Regions from separate parts of the Homo sapiens genome. Here region 1 is linked to region 2. A link is a loop called in an ENCODE intact Hi-C map of the cell type or tissue named here. Cell type or tissue: dorsolateral prefrontal cortex. All regions are shown on one strand. Each heading gives the region's core, and the rest is flanking DNA. Links, peaks and the distances in the headings are about the cores only.

Evidence for each region. Hi-C counts contacts between places; a loop is a spot of excess contacts. Peaks named below come from ENCODE experiments on the same cell type or tissue, not always from the same donor. Only the 100,000 strongest peaks of a DNase experiment are listed, where the experiment ranks them.
Region 1: it touches region 2 in a loop (4-fold over the local background); 5 of 110 quality-filtered maps call a loop at or near these places.

Annotation. Positions count from the first base shown.
Region 1 is chr2:214,570,242-214,580,865 of GRCh38, reverse strand. It overlaps VWC2L (von Willebrand factor C domain containing 2 like), which reads right to left. Exons shown (of 4, transcript NM_001080500.4): 4 at 1,890-5,194. The coding sequence ends at 5,046. Among named protein-coding and RNA genes, the nearest start is that of VWC2L-IT1, 65 kb to the right of the region's middle. In dorsolateral prefrontal cortex, for the core only: a CTCF peak has its summit at 5,557; DNase peaks (open chromatin) are centred at 5,115 and 5,635; H3K4me3 peaks cover 1,773 bases; H3K27ac peaks cover 3,254 bases.
Region 2 is chr2:213,810,196-213,820,819 of GRCh38, reverse strand. All of the region lies in intron 10 of SPAG16 (sperm associated antigen 16), which reads right to left. Among named protein-coding and RNA genes, the nearest start is that of MIR4438, 57 kb to the right of the region's middle. In dorsolateral prefrontal cortex, for the core only: no CTCF peak of the experiment used is centred there; no DNase peak of the experiment used is centred there.

The DNA of each region.
Region 1 (10,624 bases), core at 896-8,895, 760 kb before region 2:
CTAATCTTGTTTTAAGAAAATGGTAGTGGAGTTGGGGTGTGTATGCTTGTGTGTGGGAATGCCATGCTGATGTTTTCTCAGTGGTTGCCCTTTTTTTTCTTCCTCCAACAATGCAGAAGATGATGGCAATTCATAAAATATTGTTCAGTTTTGCTCTGCATCAAGCAATGTGTTTGTCTCAAGAAGAAGAAAAATAACAGTTTACTTTTACTCTCTAAGGAGAGCTTACATACACATCAAAGGCACTGTCTTCTGCGTTCTGGTCATCAGCAACAATTCTTGCTCCAGGGCTCTTTGACCCTTGGAGGTCAGTTGGTAGAAAGCCTCTTGCCCTGCTGTTTCCCTGCTCAGTCTAGAAAGAAGTTTACCATGGAGCTTTAAGAAACACAAATGCTCGAAGAACAATAAACTAAGGACTCTGTCAGAATTCATAGCTGAACTTAGGAGGCAAAACAACCACATCCAAAGTTATGGACTGTTTGAATCATGCAAACATCTCTTCTCTCTCATATTTTAGAAAATCTAAGAAGTTTTAATATGGATTAAATATTAAATGATACTAAGGATTTATTTTGTTAGGTTTAATAAAATATTGTATAACAATATGGTCTTGTAAGAAAATGTCACTTTTCTTAGATGATTACTGCAAATTGTAAGGGTAAAATCATACGATGCTTGATATTTGGTTAAAATAACTTAAGAGGGATTGGGCACAGTGGCTCACACTTGTAATCCCAGCACACTGGGAGGCCACAGCAAGCAGATTTCTTGAGCCCAGGAGTTTGAGACCAGCCTGGGCAACATGGCGAAACCCTATCTCTACAAAAAAATTAGCCAGGCCTGATATATCTGTAGTCCTAGCTACTTGAGAGGCTGAGGTGGGAGGATCATCTGAGCCAGGGAGGTCAAGGCTGCAGTGAGCTGTAATCGCACCGCTGCACTACAGCCTGTGTGACTGAGTGAGACCCTGTCTCAAAAAAAAAAAAAAAAAAAAAAAAAAGAAAAAAAGACTTAAGGGGGGTAAAGAATAAAGGAAGTATTATACGGAGGGCATTATATTAAGTGAAATAAGCCATACCAGAATGAAAACTACTGCATGATCTCACTGTTATATGCAAGCTTATTAGATTCTTGATTTGTAATTTAGGAATAATATTACCTCTTTAAAGGGGTTGCATGAGAATTAAGTGTGATGATATAAGTAAATTTCAAGTCATAGTCTCTGGCATGTAAGCGTTAAATGAACTGTAGGTAGTAGCATTGGTTATTTAATAAACATTTGTTGGATTGTTAAAAAAATTCACAAAATCTTGATCACTGTTGAATCTGGGCAATGGGTAAATGGAGGTTCTTGATGCTATTTTCTTTATATATGTTTGAAAACTTTTATAATAAAGAATTCCTGCTTTGCTACTTACTAGCCTGTGACTTTGGGCAAAGCATTTAGCCTCTTTATATTCCGGTTTCCTCAAGAACAAAGCAGAAATGACAAGAGTTCCTCTCTCATAGGTGTGCTGTGTGGATTGAATACAATCCTGTGGGCACAGAGCTTAGTACGGGGCCTGGCTCAGAGCCAGCACTCAATAATTATAGATTATCGTTAGCATAGTATATGGATCTGGGGTCAGGAAAAGACTTTTCCTATCACTTACCCTGTCACTGCTGGCTTATTTGAGCCTCCTCTCGGATCCCCAAGTCAGCAATGCCTTGCGTTATGAAAAATGAAAATGTGTGCAGGCAAATGCAAAAGCTAATGCTTCATTCTAATTGAATACAGCTCTAATGACACATGTACTTTCAAATGATAGAAGTAACCGAGAATTAGTCATTAAATAATGAGGGTAGGGAGAAAGGAGAAATGTGGGAAGGAAAATATACCACAAACAATGTTTGCTGGTTAACACACTTTATATTTAACAAAATAATTTTTTAATAATATATTCTTTTACACATCAAATATTGTTGCTAGAATCCCCTTTTTACAGTTTAGTGTTTAGGTTTTTTTTTTTTCTCACTAGTTTTCAGGCACGCCATTTTTCAAAGATTTTAGAAACTGAATCGTTTTTAATAGGCATCAGCTGACAAACAAGATGTTGATCCCTTATTTTAACATAGCTGTTGTTAAAGCCGAGAACCAAAGGCGGAGGAGAAATAGGAGTACAGAGATGACAGTGTGGCTGCAAACAAAGACTTCACAAGAAACAAACAACAGATGAGACCAGAGCTCTGTTGTTCAGAGTCTGGAAAGAATTTCTCAATGACCTGGGTAGAAGGAAGTTGTAAAATGTTTATCAGTTTATGAGAAATTGTCACAGTATAGGTTCATCTCTCCCTAAAGGGGGAAAAATGTCAGTGCTACAAAATCTTAAAGGAAACAGCCTGCAGTGAAACTTTGAGAAAAAGAAAATCCAACAACAACAAAACCAACCATAAAAATCCCTCTCTCTAGCTGGTTATCAGAGGCCACAGAACAGCCTGCTTTCTGCAAACTCTCTGAAGAGAGATCCTTAATGGATGTCCCATTCAATTCTAGTAAATTCTTGCTGTGACTCTCGCTGTGCCAATGCTTTGATGCAAAATTTCTGCACTTCAGCTTCCCAGTTGTACTCTCTTTCTGTTTTCTAAAAAAGGACATAGTAACTCCTTAATAATAGATAAGGTACTATGCTGCATGGCTCTATTAATGATATTTTCTGAGTTTCAAACCTTATTCCTGTCATTTATTATTATTATTTCTTTCCAAGAGTGTGGATTTTTGAAGTTGGCAACAGGCAACCTCGGGGCAAAGAAAGCTCTATAATACATCTCTGTCTAGACATAAGCTAAAGTGTGGAATTCCTTTACTTTTGAGTGCAGACATAAATCATGCAGCATTGCTCATGAATGATTCATGACTGTCTATATGATGTATCCATGGTGGCAAATGAAAGGCACCAACCTTGCTGCAAATTGGTGTTCTAAGGGAAGGTGGCTTGATGCTCTTCCTCGGGATGGTGCCGGCATGGCTATTTGTATCATAACGCAAGCACAGTGTGCATAAGAATGTCAGGTCTGACTCGTCAGCACGTTAATTTTGGAAATGACAACTCTTTCTTGATGACAGCAGATGCTTCCAGGGAGGAGAGGCTGACAATTTTAAATGAAAAACCAGTTGACAAGACTCAAAAAAATATGTTTCCTGAGGGTGGGCCTATAGCATTAGAAGCCTCACTCTCTATGGAGAAGACTGACCCCTTGGAAATGCTGACTGTGTATGTCCCATAGGGATCAGAAGCTCACAAAAGCCACAGGTGCTGCTAGAGCTTGCCTACTGTGTCCCCTGCCAGAAACCACTCTATACTGATTATTCTAGACCACTGGTTCTCAACGAGGTGAAATTAGGCCCCTCACTCCCACTCCTTAGGGACATTAGGCAATGTCTGGAGAAATTTGGTTGTCACCAGTTGCTGGGATGTTGCTAGTGGATAGAGGCCAGTGATGGTGCTAAACATCCTAAAAGCACACAGGACAGCCCCCACCAACGAATAATGATCTGGCCCCAAATGTCAATCCTACTAAGATTGAGACACCTTGCTCTAGAATATGGCTCTCCACAGGAGCTATGGCAAAGCCCAGGTTGGGGGAGCAGAAAAAGAAAGAACATTGATAATAAAGACAACTGTAAAGTCTCTTCAAGGACCCTATCAGATCTGTGCCAGGGTTTTTAGGGCAGGAGCATGGAATAAGCGACTAACTATGCCATGTGGTTTCAGAATTGTTAATTTTGCACTTGAATCGAGGTGGCATCAGATACCCTGTGTGTTTTGTTTTTTCTGTTACTATACTAGCAGCATTACCAGGGCAACCTAGAGACTCTTCAAAGGTTCACTTTAATTTTTCAGTATCTAATATATACATTTTAAAAAATGTTCAACAAATGGAATTGTATTGTGCAAGACTCACTCTACCCTAATCTTTAATTTAAATCAGCACTTGAGGTGGAAAGGGTGTCCTGAATCTGTGTTTCAGACATAGGGCTGAGTGGTTGTTACTACAACATGGCAAACACAGTCCCGAACCACAAAAACTGCCAGTGTGTACTACTGACTTTTAGCCAAATCTGAACTCAAAAGCCAGAGATGTTCATAAGGATTTGGATTCACAGTGGGTTTTCTCACCCTGGTTCTGGTATTTATATTGCCTGATGACAGTGAGTTTAGAGTGTGTTTAGCTACAAACCAAACTCAAATTTCACATCATGAAAAAGTCTGATGATTAATGCTACAATTTTAAAGATCTGTCTCTCTTTGGATTCTTTAGTTGAGCTTATGGTGTTCTTTACGTAATAGATTTTGATTGGCAGTTTCGAGGTTTTCCATATGAAATGTGTGGTTTGTAAGAATTAAATTGTGAGCCCCCACGTAATGGACAAAGTACTTGTTCCCAACCCTGTCCAGCAATAGGCCCGTCTATGTGCCCACCCCTCTTTCCTTAGTCTACAGGGCATGATTCACCCTAGGGGAGCAATTGACTGGATGCTCTTGTGTTTCCCAGCTCGGGAAAGATATTTCCCCTGACATTCCTTTACCAAACTTTTTTTTTTACACAACTCAAAACTTTACTGTGCAGTCAAATTTAGCCCCTTAGACTCTAAAAGTGAAAAAACAAATATTACAGGAGAACAATGCCATGTACAATGTACAGAAGAGTAAAAATGAAGTAAACCAGGGGACAGTGAGCTGGTAGGTCAGAGGCATTACCAGGGAAGGAGCCTGTGCAAGGCTATTTCTTTCTTTTTGTTCCAGCAATCCAGTCGTCAAGTCACCATCAAGCATTGGTAAATACAAAAGCGATTTAGATAGCTATATACTATATATATTTTATATAGCAAGAGAGAAAGAAATTTCCTCTTAGGAAAATATTCACTTTTGTCAACCCTAGAAAGTTTTGCTGGTGACCCTGTTGTAGCTGGCAGGAGTTTGTTTGTTTTGTTTTGTGTTAAACATGTGCAGTGTTGAAGCCATAGCATCCTTTCCTAAGAACTCATCATTGGGTGGAAGTTTGTCCTACACAGTCTGCTTGCCTTGGCATTCACGTTTCGAACACTGAGCAGGCTTCCACCAGTCCCCGTTGTGACAATGACAGATGTTACATTCGTCCACTTTCACTTCAATGCCAGCTGGAATTATCGTCGTTCCTGCAAAGCAGTTTGGACCTGAAACACACAGATACATTGATTAGTTGATTAAATCTGAGAGGCTCCCTTTCTCCCCACCATCCAAACCCAAGCCCCAAAGCCATAAATGAGTAAGTCAGACTACTCTACTGACTTATCATCAAGGAATTTTCTAGCCATCTCCTTGAAATTCAAAGTTGCAACTCTGCTACCTTTTGCACACAGCTCATATTTCCCGTGTATATTGTGAACTTAAATAAAAAGAGACAATCTTCAAAAAAAATCGTATTTTCTGCTTCCTGAGTACATGCAGTTTTCTAAATTTAGGTTCTGTGGGTTAAACTGTATTTGTTTTGTCCTCTGAGGTGTAAAGGCTGCCAGCGTATGCTCTGAAACACGAGGGAGGGCTGACATGGTCGGCCTCAGATGGTGGCACCCTTGGCCTGTCCTTCTCTTTTCCTGTGGTGGGTATGAGACAATAAACTCGCTCGTTCCCCAGTTTCAGTGCCTCCCCAGCCCAGTTCCTGGAATCCCCAGCTTGTTTCTTGATAACAATGAATAATTCATGACCAGATGATTTATTCATGTCCTGAACAAGCTTTGTTAGAGGTTCATTTGATTTTTATAAATGGACTTCCTTTAATCTGCTGGCTCTTTTTTTTTTTTTTTTTTTTTTAAAGAATGACCCAAAATAGTGGGCTTTTGAAAGTCAGCAGGAATTTTATTTTACTTTTTGACATTCAAAAGCCTTATTGAAAATGTCCCCTGCTCATTATAGATGAATGTTGAAAAAATTCACCAATTTCAGGTTTTTAAAAATTTTTTCTGTCTTTCCCTCCTTTTTCTTACTTTCCCCTTATTTTCTTGCATTTTTTGACCTTCCCAACGTAGGAATATCAGTGTTCAGTGTTAGTTGTTATTACTATAGTTCCCAAATTCAAATGGAAAAAAAAATTGCTTCCCAAAGTGCACTGGATTATAGTAGGATGGTACAAATTGTTCTTTCTTTGAAGCAATTTGGTATTAAGTCTCTGAGGTACACATTTGGGTAAAGAGAGAGAATGTTGAGTTGTGTCTACCAGTGATTTATTAACCTGGCATTATTGGCCACTCACCATAACCACTACAAAGTAACATGGCAATGCATATCAGTATCAGTGCCCTACTTTCACTTTCTTACCCCCTTGATAAGCAAGACTGTCTTTACCATCAAATAAATGAAATCTGGGGCTATGTGTAGTTCCGCTTCATATTTGGAGTCTTGCTTTTTATAAAATTATAATTAATTACAACATATACTTATCAACACAAGGCTATTCAATATGTTATGGTTTTAATTGCCCATTGTTTCAGAGCTCCCAGACCTCAATAGTGCATACACTTACCAGTGGTGGAGTTCCTATGCCTTTCTTCACTCTGTAACACAAACACTTGGCATGTGCTCAAGCGTGAAGAGCCATGCAGAGCAGGAGGGAAATAAGGGTCAGCTCTGACAAACAGCTAGCAAGCTGTCAGCCTTCACCCAGAAGGGTGCTTCTTGTTCATTTTGTTGTTGTTGTTATTGTTTTTGAGATGGAGTCTCACTCTGTCACCTAGACTGGAGTGCAGTGGCGCAATCTTGGCTCACTGCAACTTCTGCCTCCAGGACTTGAGCAATTCTCCTGCCTCAGCCTCCCAGGTAGCTGGGACTACAGGCAAGCGCCATCACACCTGGCTAATTTTTTGTATTTTTAGTAGAGATGAGGTTTCACCATGTTGGGCAGACTGGTCTCGAATTCCTGACCTCAGGCGATCCACCTGCCTTGGCCTACCAAAGTGCTGGGATTACAGGTGTGAGCCACCACGCCTGGCCTTGTTCTGATTCTATGATTCTAAGCCACTGGCCATCCTTATTGCTGATTATTTAAGGGCTACAATATTAATTCCATAGGTCTTGGGATTTAAGTCATTGTTCGATAGATTGGACTGCCTTTGGGTCTACAGCTCCCTGGGAAAATTCAACACTAAACCACGAATTTGTTCTGGACTCAGAACTGAGGGAGTCTTCAGAGAACTTGGCAGAGAGGTTTTTCCAGAATGTAGCTCATTCTCCTGGGGCCGTTGTTGACAGACCTCTCTCAGCCCAGCCAGTTCTAGGCCAAACAGGGTCTTGCCAGGGCCAACCTAGCTTTAATAATCATACTAGAGTGAACTACCACCTATTTGCCTGGAGTCAAACCGGAGGAGGCAGTGGTTCCTCTTGCCACCTGTCCCCTTGTAACCAAGTCTGTTTACCCCAATTGTATACTTTTAACTTTTCCACATGGGAAAATAAAATTCTAAATAGTGGTTTTAAAAGAAGTCCCTGAACCAGGCAAGATATTATCCAGTAAGAGTTTTCCCAGCTTCTTGAGAAGATTTGGATATTCGACAGTCAGAAGAATCTTAACCGTGTGAGCGTGCGTATGTGTGTATGTGTGTGTGTGTGTATGTGTATGTGTAGAGACATGCTACTGGCTCACGGGAGGCTGGGTAATATCAGTGGCACAATAAGAGAAACAGGCAGGGAGGAATCTTTGTGAAAAGAGAATTCTTACAAATTTCTATGCTTATCCTGAAGGGATATTTTACTAGAGCTCTGGTTTTCATATCCACCCCTTTCTGCATATGCTGGTATCGTACTACGGTCAGTGTGTATTTGACTAACCTCTATACACCATTTCTTAAGAGTCATTTAGAATTTGCTGCACTCTCAGCTCAAGAAATATTAATGACTGTATATTGATTGACAGAATGCAAAGAAAGATCTTTGCACGTGCCAGGCCTAACCAAAGGCACTTCTGTAAATCATATGGTAAGCTCTTACCTCTACCTGATGGCCAGAGGTATTTTACAGAATCAAAAATTCCTGTTTGATCTCATTAGCTTTAGTAGTACAGTGATTTTTTATTAGTACCTGTCTGAGAACCTTAGGTGTAACTACAGAAGTCTCAAGTTTGCTGTTAATAGTCTTATCTGCTTAAAAGTAATTTAGATAATTGTCAGGCAGAATGGTTGGCACTATTTAAAATGATTCTGGTTTTAGCCCTTCTTCCTTAATAGTGGTGACAGTAAATGCAAATTTGATTTGAGCATATGAAAGCCCACCATGAGTTCTTTACATAGGAAATCTACCCTTCTATCTACTGTCTACCTTGTATTTGGGGACTGATTTCTTTTTGTCTTGGTCGAAATAAGGGAATACGTTTCTTAAAAGAGTGAATTCAATGGCAAAGCAACGTATTTTAATGCAGAGGATTTGGAGAGACTCCAGAGGGGAGCAATGAAAATGATTAAACTGAAGGCTGGCAAATAGGACCTCTGAGAAAAGGTTAAGGGGATTGGAATTATTTAATCTAGAAAGAGAAGATGGAGGAATAACTCAATAACTCTCAAAGAATGAAGGCTTATTATGTAAAAAATGGTGAACAACTGTTCTCTCCTCCTTCTGGGGTCTAGAATAAGAGAAAATGGAGACATATTGATTCTCAATGAATTGAACACACTTACACATCATGTGAATTCTTCAGAGGACTGAGAACTGAATGTAGTAGTTGCCAGCAATGTGGTGAGGGCCTCTCTTTTAGTGATCTTTAAGAATATAGGAGGTAGGCTGGTTGTGGTGGCTTACACCTGTAATCCCAGCACTTTAGGAGGCTGAGGCAGGAGGATCACTTGAGCCCAGGAGTTTGAGACCAGCCTGGGCAACATAGTGAGACCTTGTCTCTACCAAAAACAGAAAGCCAGGAGTGGTGGTGTGCACCTGTTGTCCCAGATACTGGGGAGGCTGACTGTGGAGAATTGCTTGAGCCCAGGAGGTCGAGGCTGCAGTGAGCTAAGGTTGTGTCAGTGCACTCCAGCCTGGGCAATACAGGGAGCCCCTGAATCGAGAGAGAGAGAGAATGAATATGAATGAAAGAAAGAGAGAATATGAATGAAAGAATGTGAATGAAAGAATGAAAGAGAATGAGAGAGAATATCGGTCTTATCTGTCAGGTATGGTTTAAGTTGTCAGATCCTTGAAGACAGGAACTGAAGGTTTGTTATTTCTTATGGTCCAGGTCTACTACTGTGTCTGACAAATATTAGGAAAGTATAAATTTGTTTAACTGAATGAAATAGTATAAACTAATTATATATTGGAAGTGAACTTATTTTCTGAACTTAGGAATCAGGCTTTATATATCAAGCCTAGTGTTAGTATTAAATATATAGGAGTATTTGATAATGAATGAAAACACATGGTGATAATTTCTTGAACATTTACTTCAAGCCAGGAATTTGTCTCGTTTAATTATTACAACAAACCACATAAAAAGTGCATGTTCTTATCTTCAGGACACTGAACCTCACAGATAAAAAGTAACTTGCCAGAAATCACACATCCAGGAAATGGCATCAATGGGATATGAATTCATATCTCTCTGAAATAGAGGATGCTTCTAATAGCCCAGGAAAAGAGACAGGTAGCTAGGAGTGCATTACTGTATTCCTTTGCCCGGATCCTGAGCTTCTGATCAGAATTTAGAAGTCTAGTTGGTTTTTGTGTTTGCATACTGAGGCAAGAAATTTGATGTGGCTAGAAACAAGTGAGATTGTTTTTCTATAGGTCTTTATCAGGTTTACTGGTTTTATATTGTGTATTTATATAGTCTTCAGAAAACATAATTTATTTTAAAACTAAAGGAAATTTCTCTTGGAGAAGATGCTTGGGCAGTTAGACTTCCCTTTTGACAGCAGTGAAGTTCTCACTGCTGCTGGACATAGACCAACCAAAAAGCAGAATTAAAGTGGCCCATAACTCAGGAGACCTGGGAGGTTCTATGACTTATCAGCTCAAGTGCTCTGTAACCCCCACACAAATGGGGGCCTAAGTGGTCTAGTCTCAGGATTCATATTTGTGAAAATGTGATAAAATTGGAGATGGAATCTTTTACTGGGAGTTGGAGCTAGGAGCAAAGAGGAAAAGGTAGGAAAATTCACACATGAAAACTTTTTTTTTTTAAATGAAACACCTAAGTAATTTTCCCTGCCGGGCATGGTGGCTCACGCCTGTAATCCCAGCACTTTAGGAGGTCAAGGTGGGTGGATTGCTTGAGCTGGAGTTTGAGACCAGCCTGGGCAACATGGCAAAACCCCATCACTATGAAAAATGCAAAGAATTAGCTGGGCATGGTGGTGCACCCCTGCAGTCCCAGCTACTTGGGAGGCTGAGGCAGAAGGATCTCTTGAGCCCAGGAAGTTGAGGCTACAGTGAATTAAGATCACGCCATGGCATTCCAGCTTGGGTGACAAAGTGAGACCCTATCTCGAATAATAATAATTTTCCACATTCTGTTTTTCTTTGAGCACATATTTTGCACATCTATAAAATGAAAACTGGTTGGTAAACATTTTTCCACAGTAGGAATCATTCAAAAGAAATCTTACAAGGAAGAACAATATGAGAAA
Region 2 (10,624 bases), core at 1,722-9,721:
ATTTTATACAATTAGTAATTACATTAAAAAGATAAAAATGGTCACAAATGTCATTTACTATTAATGAAAGATACAATCATAATTATGATATTAAATCATAAATCTATATATCTCTGATGGGATAGAATAAAATATATATAGCAAATTTAAAATTTATTTAGAAGTCTTTATTGCAGTCACTAACAGATTAAGTAGACAAAAACAAATGCAGACATAAAATAATTTAAATAATATGATGTTCTTAGAAAGTTTTTCACACTTCATTCTCAGCAAATCAAGGTTCTACCTTTTTTGTGCTTATAAAAACTGAAAAAGCACTTTTTAAGCATCTATTCCTGTGCAGTCTGCCAAAAATCACCCCAGTCCTAATTTGAATACTTGGAGCCCATCACCAAAGAATACAAGTTTACTGAAGAATCTGTAAGCTACGACAAAATAAAAAGAGTTTCCCACACACAAAAAAAAGGTTACCAAAAATCAATAAAGAAATACAAACATAAATTTACATCTATTTACAGGCATTGATATCTATTTATGGGCAACGTGGCAAAACCCAATCTCTGCAAAAAATACAAAAATTAGCTGGGTGTGGTGCCATGCGCCAGGAATCTCAGCTGCTTGGGAGGCTGGAAGTAGGAGGTCCCTGGATCCCAGGAAGTTGAAGCTGCAATGAGCTGTAATCAAGCTACTGCACTTCAGCCTGGGCAAAACAGTGAGATCCTATCTCAAAAATAAATAAAAGCAAAAACAACGGTGGCTCACGCCTGTAATCCCAGCACTTTGGGAGGCCGAGGCAGGTGGATCACCTGAGGTCAGGAGTTTGAGACCATCCTGGCCAACATGGCAAAACCCGTCTCTACTAAAAAAAAAAAAAAAAACACGAAAAATTAGAAAAATTAGCCGGGTGTGGTGGCAGGCACCTGTAATCCCAGCTACATGGAAGACTGAAACAGGAGAATTGTTTGAACCCGGGAGGCAGAGGTTGCAGTGAGCCGAGATTGTGCCATTGCACTCCAGCCTGAGTGACAGGGCAAGACTCTGTCTCAAAAAAAAAACCAACCAACCAACCAAACAAACAATCAAACAAAAAACAACAAGACCAAACAAATTTAGCTGAGTGTGGTGGTGCACGCCTATGTCCCAGCTACTTGGGAGGCTGAGACAAGAAGATTCCTTGAGCCCAGGAGAACAAAGCTGCAGTGAGCTATAATTGTGCCATTGCACTTTAGCCTGGGTGACAGAAGTAGACGCTTCTGGGAAAAAAAAAAAGTTTTCAAAGAATGTGCATTTATTCCTTTACTCTCACAACAAATATTAATTGAACACCTGTGATATTAACTGAGAATATAAGAGTGAACATAAAATAGTTCCCATCTACCTTCTGAAAAGGAAGACAGATAATAATCAAATAAACAAGTTAACAAATGGACACATAAAATGTTGGCTAGTAATTAGTGCCACTTTTGAGCTTAGAATTTTATCAGAGAAGTCTTTCAAACTTCCAAACGTTTTTCATGTTGGCATTTTCCAGGAAATAAAATAGCTTGAATATCATTTGAAGAAAATAGTAAGAAATGCAAAACTCTCTGATTGGAATTGGGCGTTCAGATACTATACTTTGTAGGGCCTGCTTAAATAAGGAATCATGGGAATAAAATAACAATGTTATTCAATATCTCTACACATTTTGGAGCTCTATTTTATAAAGAAATGTTCCACTCCTTCAAGAGAAACTTCACTGAAATAAAAGTCATAACTAGTATTTCTTAAAAGAGTAAACATACAGATGAATGAATGTACACTTTTAATACTTAGTCAGGTTTCACACTGCTATGAAGTTACTATCTGAGACTGGGTAATTTATAAACAGAAGAGGTTTAATTGACTCACAATTTCACATGGCGGGGGAGGCTTCAGAAAACTTACAATCATGGCAGAAGGCAAAGGGGAAGCAGGCACCTTCTTCACATGGTGGCAGGAGAGAGAGAGCACAGGGGAAACTGCCACTTTTAAACCATCAGATCTCATGAGAACTCACTATCACGAGAATGGCAGCAGGAAAACCACCCCCATGGTACAATCACCTCCCACTAGGTTCCTCCCTTAAAGCATGGGGATTACAATTGTAGATGAGATTTGAGTGGGAACACAGAACCAAACCATATAATGTATGTTTATTTATGCATGCCTTTGTAGGAAAGGGAATGCTTCCTTTTCACCATCTCTGAGGGTTCACTGGAATGAACCAACAATAGATGAGTAGTAAAAAAAGGGCATACAAAGTTTATTCATATATACATGGACTTGGCAGTCCTGCAAATATGAGACCCAAGGCAGAGCCAGATGTTTGAGGCTCATATACACTCTTCATAGGGGACAGGAAAGTGAGAGACTTCAGGAAACATTACAGGGGAAGTAAATGATTTTTAGGAGAAATGAATGAGCCAAGAAAACAATGACCTGAGATAAAGTTCCTCTGAGGTCCCAGGGAGGTGGCAGGAAGGTGAGGGGTGGAACTTTACTGTGAACAATGGTTGTCATATTATGAGATAAACTCTACCAGGTAATATCCAGGAGTAAAGAACTGATGAAAGATCTACTGCGCAAGGTAACAGCTTTTAGTTTTCTCTTTTCCAGTGATTAAACTTTCCTGCTAATTTGATGAGATTCCTATGGAGGGGATCTTTAAAGGACTGCATTTCTCATGGAAAGAAGTTTACTTAGATAAGGAAATTGCAGAGAGAGTCCTTCTTTATGCTTGGGGATGGGGAAGAAACAAGAGAAGCTTACAAAGTTAGGCAGCATTTAACGCCTTCCAGTTCCTTTACTTTTTAATAATTTCAACTTTTATTTTAGGGTCAGGGAGAACATGTACAAGTTTATTACATGGGTATATTGTGTGATGCTGAGGATCAGGGTACAACTGATCACACCACCCAGGTAGTCAGCCTATATAGTACCCAGTAGTTTTTCAACACTTACCCACCTCCCTCTTTCCCATCTCTAGTAGTTCCCAGTCTATTGTTGCCATCTTTATGCCCCTGAGTACCCAGTGTTCAGCTACCACTTATAAGTGAGAACATGTGGTATTTGGTTTTCTGTTCCTGTGTTAATTCACTTGGAATAATGGCCTCCAGTTGCAAAGGACACGATTTCATTCTTTTTCATGGCTGTATAGTATTCTATGGTATATATGTACCATATTTTCTTTATTCAATCCACTGTTGATGGGCACCTAGGTTGATTCTATGTCTTTCCTATTGTAAATAGTGCTGCAATAAACATAAAAGTATATATATATCTTTTGGGTAGAACAGTTTATTTTCCTTTGGGCATATACCCAGTAGTGAGATTACTGCATCAAATGGTAGTTTGAAATTATTTGAGAAATCTCCAAACTTCTGTCCACGGTGGCTAAACTAATTTACTTTCCCACTAACAGTGTATATAGTGTTTCTCTGTTAGTCTCACCAGCATCTTTTCTCTGTTAGTCTCACCAGCATCTGCTGTTTTTTAACTTTTTAATAGTAGCCATTCTGACTGTGATATATATATATATATATCATATATATAAGTATATATATATAAGCATATATATATATATATGCATGCTTTGTACAAAGTAGTAAGTTAAATATCAAGAAATAAATAAAAACTATTATATGTACTGACAAATTATTTTTGGAACATTATATAACTATTATTATAGTGTACTGTGTAATTTTACCTATTAAATAAACAAAAATAATTCCTTTTATCTGTTTTATAAGTTTGCCTTTTAAAATATCAGGCTCTATAAGAAAATACTCCATCTAAGACCCTGGAAAATTTTATTACATTGCTGTAGGGGAAGCTCATTCTTGCAGGCCCTAGTTTGACTACTGATTCTTCTTGGCACTCAGAGAAGTCAATTATCATATTTCTAGAGCATTTATTACAGTAATATTGGGCTTCACAGGTGGAATACTGACAACTACATTCACTGTAAGTTCAGTGATAACATTTCCTAAGGGGAATAAAATATGAAATTATGCATATTTTTAATCCATGAACATAGCATTGTTATCATGCACTGTCAAAGTTATGTGTCACTGGAGGCCTAGAAAACAATATGCCTTAGGAATCATGTGCATAAGAGACATGTGTAAAGGCTATCTTTTTATCACACCAAGATATAAAATATGTTCTGGATATTGGCATAAGTATCTCATAAGATGTCAAGCAGATAGATAGTGGTATTGTTTGTAATAATTTATCATCTTTTAATGCCGAAAATTTAGCACTTTATTACAAATGACATATTTAGAAAAATAAATTTTATTTGAAAAAAATTACAGAGTAAAGCTAAATATATGTGCATGTCCTACGATCTAGCTATTACATTCTTAGAAGCACGCCCATCAGAAATGCCTATGCATTTTAACCAAAAGAAATATTCAAGAATGTTCATAGCTATAAGCTGTGAACTAGTGCAAACTGAAAACAAAATCAATAGGGTCATCAACAGAATGGGAAAATGATTGTAGTCATTCATATAAAAGCATTCTTATACAGCCAAGACAGTGACCAAACTACAACGGCATGTAATGATATGGATGTAACTCACACAAAATACTATTTTAAAAATCACATACAAAAAAGTATATACTGTATGATTCCATTTATGAAAGTTTCAAAAACAGCAGGAACCTTTGATATGGGGAGTTGGTAGCTACTGCAAGGAGGCAAAATAAGGATTCCAGGAGATGACAATGTTTTGTTTCTTGATCTAGGTTTACTTCATGAAAATCTATCTAGCTTGAATATTTTGTGTGTATTTCTGCATATTAATCTTCAATAGAATATTTAATGAGTATGTGAGCTGCCTAATTCTTTGTTCCAATTAGCCTACAGTCCAACTAAGTATATTTTTGATGAAAATAAGGTATAGCCCTCAATTATGAGTCAATATCATGTAAATTTATTTCTACTATTGAAAAAAGTTACAAATGTGCTCTAGGTAATGAGAACCAAATTATAAATAATTGTTATACGTATAATAAGTAAAAATTAATGAACATATCTAATATTTTAAAAAACATTTCATTTGTGGTTACTTTGAGATAAAAATTGATCTAGTTAGTGAACATGTGCCATTATGGTAGTTAAAGGAAGGACAAGGCTTTCATACAAAGGGGCCCAAAGGGATACCCTTTGGCCCTGAGTACCACCTGGGTATTTGATAACCCACTATTGTGGTTTTGTTTTATTAAAAAATCTCATGGGAGTCTAATTGTATAAAATTTCCACAATTGGAGAATTTGAACTCAAAGGAATTTATCTTAAGAAATCACATTTATTGAGATGTAATTTACCTGAACAAAATTCATACTTTATAAATGTATAGCTTAGTAAGTTTGGACAAATTCACACAGTCCTGTAACTACCCTAGAATCATAGTATAGGACATTTCCATCATTCCCCAAATTCCCTTGTGTTCTTTTCAGTCAATTACCTTCCCTGCAAATCTGGCTCCTGGCAACCTTTCTGTCCCAGTAGATTTTCCTTTTCTAGAATGTCATATTAATGAAATCATATAGTATGTAGCCATTTGTTGCTGTCTTCTTTAACTTAATAAAATGCTCTCAGGATGCAAACATATTCATGCATGTTTCAGTTGTTTCAATCTTTTTAAATTTATTGAAACTTGATTGCCCAGAATATCTTGATTATTTATTCTGTTATTGTAGGTTGGAGTGTACTATAAATGCTAATTAGGTTAAGTTGGTTGATAGTTCTATTCAGGTTTTTTATATTTTTTGAATCGTCTGTTTATATATTCTGCTGATTATTGGGTGAGAATTGTTAAAGTCTCCTACTATAATTGTATATTTATGGATTTCTCCTTTCAGTTCTATTGGTTTTTGCTTCATGTATTTAGAAGCTATGGATATATATATATATATATTTAAGGCTGTTATGTTCTCTTGAAAAGTTAACCCCCTTATCTTCATGTAATGTCCCTCTTTATTATTATTATTATTATTGTTTTGAGACAGAGCCTCATTGTGTCACCAGGCTGGAGTGCAGTGGTGCGATCTCGGCTCACTGCAACCTCCGCCTCCCAGGTTCAAGCAATTCTCCTGCCTCAGCCTCCTGAGTAGCTGGGATTACAGGCGTGTGCCACTATGCCCAGGTAATTTTTGTATTTTTAGTAGAGGCAGGGTTTTACTATGTTGGCCAGGCTGTTCTCAAACTCCTGACCTCATGATCCGCCCGCCTTGGCTTCCCAAAGTACTGGGATTATAGGCATGAGCCACTTCACTTGGGCTATTATTCTTAATAATTTTTCTGAAGTATCCTTTCTGATACTGACCATTGTGATGGTTAATTTTACATGTTAACTTGTCTAGACTATAGTGCCCAATTGTTTGGTGAAATACAGATCTAGATGTTGTTATAAAGGTATATTTTTAGATGTAATTAACATTTAAATTGGTAGACATTGAGTAAAGCAGATCACCCTCCATAATTAGGTGGGCCTCAGCCAACCAGCTGAATGTCTTAAGAGTAAAGACTGAGGTTTCCCAAAGCAGCAGCAATTCTTCCTCAACACTGCAGAATTAGAAACCATGCCTGTGTTTCCAGCCTGCAGATTTTGTACTGAAGACTGTAACATGAACTTTTCCCTGAATTTCTACCCCGTCAGCCTGATCTGCAAATTTAGGACTGTTCCCATAAAAATGTCAGTAAATTTCTTAAAATCAATCAATTCATCTCTCTTTCAGTCTCTCTCTCACCCTACCGATCTCTCTCTCTCCCTACCTCCGTCTCCTCCTACCCACTTTCTCCCTCTGTGTCTCAGGCTTGTGACTGCTGCTTTTCAAAGCCCCGATCCTAGACAGGCCTGTGCATCTGAACCTCAGAGTATGGGCTTCTCAGAATTTCTTTCCTGCCTCTTCATGTCAGCTAAACTCTGTTTTGTATTTTTTGATGTGTGTGTGTTGTGGGTGCTTCTTGCCATGGTGGGGAGAGAGTTTGTGTTTTTTGTTTGTTTTATCTCATGGGAGTCCATTTGCATAAAATTTCCAAAACTGGAGAATTTGAACTCAAAGGAATTTTTCCCTTTAAGTTCCTTCTCCAGTAGCAGCAGACCGCCTCTGCTTCTGTATCAGCACAGGAATCTGAACTGGGCATGTTTCTTGCTCCTCTTTCATTGGCAGACAATTTTTGCTTCTACCTGTCCCCCAATAGCAGCAGACCTTTCCCCTGGACCAGGGCACAGGAGTGCTTCCTGTCCTCCTCTAGCAGAAGATAGCTTTTGCTTCAATGAGAGGTGGGTGTGACAAGCATGTGGAGTATCTTGCCTGTCCTCTGTGGTCTCCCGCCTGCCCTCCATCTTTTCTTTTGAGCACATGGTGGAAATCTGTGGAAATTATCTGGTGTGGAGGGTGGAGGTGCTTTTGTGCCTTATGTCCAGTACTCCTAGGGATTCTATTCTGCTACACTAGCCTACATTTGACCTTTGAGATTTCATTAAAATGTTTATTCTTTGCTTCTTACCCATTTTAATGGTTTCCATCTCTTTCTCCATTGCTCTGCTAAAGGTGTGCCCTGCCTCTCTTTGAAGGTGTTTATGGCCCCTTTGGAATTCAGTTCATCTATTTTTTTGTGACTTCAGTTCTCTGAGGGGTTCAGAAAAAGTTATCGTGTCACTGTTCTTCTTTGCTCTCTTCATTAGGGGTTAGAGTGACATTCTTATAAGGCTTCTCATTTTTTAAGTGAAGCAGAACTTCTCAAAGGAAATTTTAAGTCATGGAATGAAGTCAATTTTATAACTTTCATTTCTTTTCTTACCCAAATTTAGACTATGAATTGAAGGCTGTTTCTTAATCTTTTAAAAATCCTATTCTTTATTTTTTCACATACAAACCTCATAACCTTCTTTCAGGTTATCTGAAACTCAAAAAAAAAAGATAACATATGAAACAATGCATCAAAGCAAAGAAACAAAACATGTTTAGTTTTAAGTACTCGTCCCAGTTTCCTAGAGATGATAGGACTTGCCTAGTTACATGTAATAAAACAAAAAATGCTAAATATTTGTTGTATGAATGAATAAACCCAAAGTTAGCTATTAAGTTAAACAGAATTAAAATTATTTGGATACCAAATGTTCCAGATACCAGGAGAGAAAAAAAATCCTAGCATGTTCTGGAACCAAAACACTGTAAGTTGCAGTCTCTTCTCTCATGAACTAATGCACTGCCCTGCACCCTCCTCCCACAAATAAACATACATCTGCTACCAGGTAATCATCCAATCACCTTTATTTCAAACTCAATTCTAATCACTTTTTAAAAAGATATTTTGGTTGTAATAACCTATTAGATTTCCTGTCCTTATCTTTGCCGATTAACCTAAAGCTGAGTCTCTTAGCCTCCAACTACTAACTTAGACCTGCATCAGGTCAGAGACAAATAGCTTCCTCTGCCACACTCTGGTTTCATTTGCAAAAGCAATTCAGTATAATATAGGCCCTTAAAACTTTGCTCTACTCCTGAGTCCCAGTTCTTCTTAAGTTATTCCATACTTATTCCAGTATCCTGGTCCTTCTCTTTTTCTCTGGTACTTTGCCTTGACATGATTTCAAGCACCTAAGTTCCTCTCATTCTGTGATTCTACTTTGTCCTAACAGTTTTCTGTAAGACCAGAGTTCACTTATCAGGTTCCTGTAACAACTGAAAACTGTCTTCCTGGCAGCCTGAATCTCACCATCTCTGTTCTCCACCTCCTCTTTACCATGCTTCTAACTCCTGTTGCTAGGCCCATTTTAGCTCTTGTTGAAGATTTCCTACCCCTGAAACTGTGATTATGTATTATCTCTTTCTGTGTTCTCTGCTTGCCTGAACTCCCTCAGGTCGCCTGCAGCTGAGTGTACCCGTGTCATCCAGCCACCTTGGTGCAGTTTCCAGGATTGACCCCTCACTGCTTGCCTTTCCTTTTCTTACCATATTAAAGCTATCTGTCTCAGCAATCTTATCCATAGTGCTGATTTTATGTTAGGATCATAAAGAAAATATATAAATTATACCAGCAAAAATAATTTCAGTTCTCAACCACTAACCTGACTGAATGCCGTAGCTGGGAAGAATGCATTTCTTTCTCAGCAGACGGTTGGGACAATGCTCCTTATTCTCTTTCTGGCTAGTCTCTGTTGTATTTTTCATCTCATTGCCTTGTCGGTTGGCAGTGAAATGTACAGGGGTATAGAAGAAACATGGTGAGGAATAGAGAAGAAAAACAAAAGAAGAGAGAAGCTTCCAATTTCATTAAATGAGACCATTGGCTCTCCTCACCATCCTGCCAGCACACCAGTCTTCCATATTAGGTGCAAAACACACACATACACAGACACAGAAGATTTAAGAGTTTTATTAGAGAGAATATAAACTGGAGGGAAAGAGAAAGGGAAGCAAACCCTCATCTTGTCATGTTTTATGTCACAGCTAACGATTACTGTAGTATGTTCATTATGGAACCTAATTATTGGTCTTAGCAAATGTGTACCTTAATTATAGTCATTAATAAATGAAAGAGATTTTGTATTTCCAAGAGCTACATTAGACACCAACCTTAATGTTCTTACTGTTAAACAAAGAGAGAAATCTTTGTTTAAAAATAAGCAGAAGTGTAAAAACTGAATATTAATGTATATTTTAATTATTTGTAAAAGTGTATATATTAACTATTGCTTCCTTTTAAAATTTAATAAAAGTCAATATGAAAACAAATTTTCCAGGAGACCCTCCCTTCATCACTACTACACCCTTGTTTTCCACATTCCACACAACCCAGAAGAAGGATCAAACAGCTACACCACAATCCTCACAGTAGTCCTGGCTTCACCAGGAGCCTATTCACTGTTCCAAATCGGAATGGTCTTTCTGCAAAACAGACAATTGCCACAACTTTGAAATATTATCTATTACACATTTTAACACAGCCAGATATTACCTGAGACCCTCAGCCAGTTCTGCAACCAAATAACTTAGACCAATATCAAAATATTTGAGCTAGGTAGTTAGTTCTGCTCCCCACCCTAGTACTTCCGCACCACGAAACTAAAGACCAGTCTTTCCCCAGAGCTCTCATTCTTTTGATACACTTTGCTGCTTGTTCCTCCTGCTGTATTGACTTCCTTCCCTCAAACTCTTCTGAATTGTCCTCTATATCTTCAAATTATCTTATGTATTAGCTGAGCAGATTTTTCTTTCTTTAAGGAGGTGACACCTGTCCTCACATTTGTACCACTTGGATATGGTGGAAGAGGGGTGACTGCATTCTCTTGGATAACTGTCATCTCTTATAATGTCTTATCTTCTCTGAAGAGTCATGCCATAATGTCATATGAGTCTACTTCCTTGCCACTACAATCATTTGAATTTTCAATAAATTACTTAAACTTGCCAAAATTTGGGAGACCTCATACTCTTTCTTTCCATCAGAACTCCCACTATAATTTTAGAAGGCTTCAGGATTCATGTAAATGAATTATCCAATACTCTTAAACCAGAAAATCCTGGACCTTCTTAATGTCCATGCTATTCTCAGTCTACTTTGGCAACAAAATAATAATGTTATA